2 separate regions of the Mus musculus genome follow, and region 1 is linked to region 2. The links are chromatin loops, found by intact Hi-C in ENCODE. Cell type or tissue: heart. All regions are shown on one strand.

The links. Hi-C counts contacts between places; a loop is a spot of excess contacts. Peaks named below come from ENCODE experiments on the same cell type or tissue, not always from the same donor. Only the 100,000 strongest peaks of a DNase experiment are listed, where the experiment ranks them.
Region 1: it touches region 2 in a loop (2.4-fold over the local background); 6 of 42 quality-filtered maps call a loop at or near these places.

Annotation. Positions count from the first base shown.
Region 1 is chr19:17,466,674-17,469,173 of GRCm38, forward strand. It overlaps Pcsk5 (proprotein convertase subtilisin/kexin type 5), which reads right to left. Exons shown (of 38, transcript NM_001190483.2): 28 at 2,345-2,425. Among named protein-coding and RNA genes, the nearest start is that of Gm41813, 68 kb to the right of the region's middle. In heart, a CTCF peak has its summit at 1,304; no DNase peak of the experiment used is centred here.
Region 2 is chr19:17,834,851-17,837,350 of GRCm38, forward strand. It overlaps Pcsk5 (proprotein convertase subtilisin/kexin type 5), which reads right to left. Exons shown (of 38, transcript NM_001190483.2): 1 at 2,105-2,500. The coding sequence starts at 2,302. Among named protein-coding and RNA genes, the nearest start is that of Pcsk5, 1.5 kb to the right of the region's middle. In heart, CTCF peaks have their summits at 959 (motif pointing left) and 2,457; DNase peaks (open chromatin) are centred at 1,001, 1,541 and 2,201; H3K4me3 peaks cover 2,396 bases; H3K27ac peaks cover 1,528 bases.

The DNA of each region.
Region 1 (2,500 bases), 370 kb before region 2:
GTCTACTTGAGAACCTTCCCAGTGCATCTCCCACAGGGGAATTAGCCCCAGGTGATCTTAGTGGCTCTGATTCCTTCCTCTTTGCGGTAAGCCTCTCTTTCTTGACCCTCTTCTCCTCCTGGGAGTCAGGTGTAGATTGCTCTCTACTCACACCTGCCATTGGATCCCAGCTGTGCTGCTTATGGGTGGAGTAACCATGGATACGGTAATTAAACTCTCAGAGTCCTACTTTCAGTGTCTCTACAAAGAGAGAAAATGGTTTCTCCCTTGTGGAAGCATGAAGCGCAGTGAGACAGTGTGTGCCCTGCTTGATGCTGATGGCATGTCTGAAGTTCTTACTCAGTGAGACACCATAGGAAGTGTTTAACACAGTAGCTCAGTTAAGACAGTGTGTGTACTAAGTGTTTAGCATGGTGGCTCAGTAACAGAGCCCCACCCACTCTCTTTGCCCCCTTTCTTTTTCCTCAATTGTTATTCCACCCAATTTCTGAGTCTCTCTCTCTCTCTCTTTCTCTCTCTCTCTCTCTCTCTCTCTCTCTCTCTCTCTCTCTCTCTCTCTCTCTCTCTCTCTCTCTCTCTCTCTCTCTCCATACTGGGAAGGGCACCAGGAGGCCTGTCTTGGTTCTATGACGACATTTATTATTATAAAGCTGCTGCCTTGCTGGGGAACAGACTAAGGTGGAGTACAGATTGGTAGGAGATAGGACTGATGTAAAAACACATGTGCCGTATGTACACAGAATGCACACAGCAACATGCATACACATACATAATGCATGTGTGTCTAAATGACTGACCAAGCTGCCATGCTGATTGGCAAGACTTTTATAGTTTGGAGTGATAAGTTTGTCCTGGCCTTACAGTATATAATGAGAGCGGATGCTGGGCTGATAGTTTCTTCCCTGAGTTGGAAGAGACCCTGGGAACCTATAAGTAGCCTGCATAGAGTCCAGTGACAACAGTTGTCACAAAAGTCTACAGGCTTCCCAGAATGGCAGTTCTGCCCCCGGAGACAGCTCTGGGCCATAAGAAGAGGCATCCGGAGGGTAGAAGCATGCTGGGATGCTCAAAGAGGGATAGCCACCATCCCTGAGCCCTGCCAAGCTATGCTGTGTCCGGCCACAGGCTGACTTTCTCATTTTATACTAAGATGCCTCATTTACAAAGATATTGGTTTTGTTTTTTTCAATATTTGTGAAATTCTGTTGACATCCACAGATGCAAGTTTTTAATTATATATATTTAACAATCTGGTTTACTGTATAAAGTAGGTCTAGAGTTTGTCAGTGTCCCCTTGTGTTCAGCAGAGGGAGCTCCGAACAAGCAGTTCACAGTAATTAAGCAGAGGCAGCAGTTTGTAAAAGCCAGTCTCAGAGAGTACACCTTAAACTTGTTCACGGTTCCCATTTTACCCGACTCCAGAAATTCTAGCCTTGCTAACACTAATGAAAAAGAGAAAATAAAGAAAGGAAAAAAAAAACTCTTCAACCAAGAATGGTACCTGTTAGAGGCAACTGTAGAAAGTCAGGGCCCTTCTTACTTTCTTATCATATATACAGTCATATGATTATATATCTGCACCCTGAATCTATTCACACTTTGATCACTTTGTATTGTGGGGTTTGGTTTTATTTGTGTGTAATGGCTGGTGTTTTGTTTTGTTTTGTTTTTGTTTGTTTGTTTGTTTGAAACAGAGTCCTGCTATGTAGCCTAGCCTGGCCTTGACTTTGTGTCTCTCATCTCTGTCTCTTATGTGCATGGGCTGCAGGCATGCTCCATAATGCTCGGCTTGCCTGGGTTTTAATAAAACTCATCTTTGGAGAACAGGCTTTGCAGGGACTTTAGGATCTCCTCGTTCCTTTTGGTAACTCTAATATTTTACCCTACGCATACAATACCTTCCATCTCTCTTCTCATAGCCATTTAGTTTCCCAGTCTTTGCTACTTCAAACAAAACAGCAGCAACCAGAAAGGCACATATTGATTCCTTGGTCTTTTAAAGATTTGCAGGGCTAGAGCACGGAGATGGAGCCCAGTGGTCCATGGTTGCTAGGCAGTGCCCTATTGCTGAGCTCCAGCTGTAGCTACATATGGGCTCTTTCGAGGGCCTTTCCCAGGCATAGTCCTCAGCGCATTAGGAATTATGACCTTAGATGTAGCAGAGACCTCTGCAGTCAGGTCTCACAGATTCCCCAAGTGTTCACTGATGGTTTACGGCCCTCCTGCCTCCTCTCTCACGGCTTCCATATCCCCACTGCCTTGGCCTTGTGGCTACCAGGGTTGCTCTCTGCACAGTGGAGATGGCTGTAGGGCGACGACCGGCTCCTCCCTATTTCCCTGTTACCTCTTTTGATTTGAACTTTCCACTTTCGTCGATCCTGCAGCAGACTCCTCACCAAAGATGGCTTTTCAGTGGGCACGGCTTCTTTTTTTTTTATTATTAAAAAAATAAAGTGTTTTGTTTTAATGAGAGAAGGACCATGAAGAAGACAAGCTCCCC
Region 2 (2,500 bases):
AAGGCACTTGTAAAAAGTCTGTAGAGGCTATAGGATACTAACATGTTTACATGTTTAAAATGGATGAGAGAGGAGTTCTCTCTCCCCTCTAACTAGAGGCTGTGGGATTCTGAACTCTAAGCTCTATTCTGAGTCCAGGAGGACAGGAGTCTCTCTACCCTTCAAGTTAGAAGCATCCTAGTATTTCCAAGTCCAGGTCCTTTTAAACTAAATATTAGTGAGCCATGACTGGATATTTGCTTCCAGTGTACTGAGCTACCCAATCATTATTCAGGAGTATGGGAATTTTACTTGTTCCTTCTGCACATTGGGTGGAAGTATTCTCTAATTGGCAAGATGCACAGAAGAGCCAGCCTGAATCACAATCTTAGGTCCCTACTGTGGCTTTGTATGTGGGGATCAGCCTCCTGTCCCAAGCTCCTAATCTCTTGTTTGTCAATGTTGTTTCTGAAATTAAGAAATCAGTGTGATTTTGAGAACTTAGCCTCCCTAATACAACTGGCATAGAAGATGCTTAATGTTGGCTGAATTGAAAATGTCTCGTGAAAGATCAGAGATATGTTCTTTTCCCCTTACCACCACTGAGGGACATTCAGGGCTCAACTGTGAAAAGACCAGAATGGACTCAGGGTATCTTTCACAGAAGAGGTCAATAGAACTCCAAGAGGCAGTTCTCCTGCAGGTGATGGGCACTCTGGCAACAAAATCTGAATTCTTTAGGGGACCAAGGGAAAGAAAGGGTGGGGAATAGAACATAAGCTATGCCTTGCCCTGGTCTCAGTCCTCCACGGAACTGGCTTCTCTGGAATACATCCTCCCTACAGGAGGCAGGGTAAAGAGCAAGACCTTGCCAGCCCTCTTGTCCTCTGAACTCTCACAGCTGCTCCCCAGCTTGTTTCTAGAAGCAGGCACAGCAGCTCTGCTCCTGACCACTTCCCCCCAGTGGACAGAGCGAGGGCTGTCCAACCATCCCGCCATCGTAGGTGTGGAGTTCTAAGGAAACGGTTCTCAGAAACCATCTGTGCCCTCGTGCTTCAGCAGTATTAGTGGGCACCTTCCTGTCCCGCAGCCTTGAAGCACCGTGTGAACGCCCCCAAACGCCCCTAGGGCCCTCCCACCTTGGCTTTACTTTCAATTCTAGTCGCGTCAGAGCCGCGGCAGGGCTCCCTCCCTGGATCAGTTCCAAAGAAGTTGTGAGGTCCTTAGGAGGGGCATTTAACGGAGCCCTCTCCAGTCCAGTTTTTGGTAGGGACATGGGGAAGAGGACATTGAAATCCAGGCCATTTAAGCCAGAATACAAATCGGTGGCGCTGCCAAGGGTCCCATAAAATGTATTGGCATTTCCCTCAGCATGGCAAATCGAACGAAAACCCACCAAAGGCACCTCAGCAAAGCATTCCTGCCACACGCCACAACCGGGTACCCCAGGTTCCACGCCAGTAGAAGATTCCCAAGTTCCCGGAGCAGAACATTTCAGCCGCTTTCAATGTCTCCCAGGTTCCTCCCCACCCAGCTCCGGGGGCCCACATTTGGATCCTGGCCAAGAGAGGCAGCAGCCAGGACCCCCCTAAATCCGTGCTTCCCTCCCAGTGTCCCGCCCCCTTCCTCTCTCCCCACCACCTCCCTTCCAGACGCCGCACTCAAAGCCCTCCAGAGCACAGCAATTCTGTGGCCCAGGAGGTTAATCCAGGCTTTTCTCTCCCAGTTAGAACCAGGGGCGTTCTCACTCCTTGGCCTCCAAAAGTCTCAACCTTCCCTGCCACAGCCACTCGCAGGGCTATTTCCTCAAGCTAAATAGCGCTTCTGGACTTCCCAGGTCCAAAGGTCCAGGCGAGTCTCAACCTGTCCAAGGGCACTCCATATTTTCCACAGACCCTACCTGTCCCTCATTGCTTGTAAAAACAAATTAAACAGAGATCCCAGCAACTTCGGGGCATGTGTGTGACTGTGCAACGAGCGCGTTGGAGAGAGCATCGCCCTAGAGTTCGGGCCACAGCTGCAGAAGCACATCTGGAAAAGGGGGAGGGGTCGAAGCGGAGGGGACAAGAAGCCCCCAAACGACTAGCTTCTGGGTGCAGAGCCTGTGTCACCGGGGGTTGGTTACCTGTCCTACGTTGATGAATCCGTACTTGCTGGCTATGCGATCTGCCTCCGCGAAGCCGCCGGCGATCTTCACTGCCCAGTGGTTGGTGTAGACGCGCGTCCGGCATACCGGGAGCAGACAGCCGGCGAGCAGTGCCAGCACGCACAGCAGGTCCCGCCGTCCCGGGCGGCTGCAGCGGTTCCCCCAGTCCCAGTCCATGGTCCCGACGCTTCGCCGCCTTCGCCCGCCCGCTGGCTCGCGCGCTAAGCAGCGCGCACAACTAACTTCTCCGGCCTGGGCCGGCGGGGCGCGCAGCCGGGAGCGGTCGGTAGGAGGCTGAGAGCCCGGGAGCAGAGCAGAACAGCTAGCCCCTCTCAGGCTCTTAGACCATGCCTGGGGCAGAGGGGACGGGGTGAC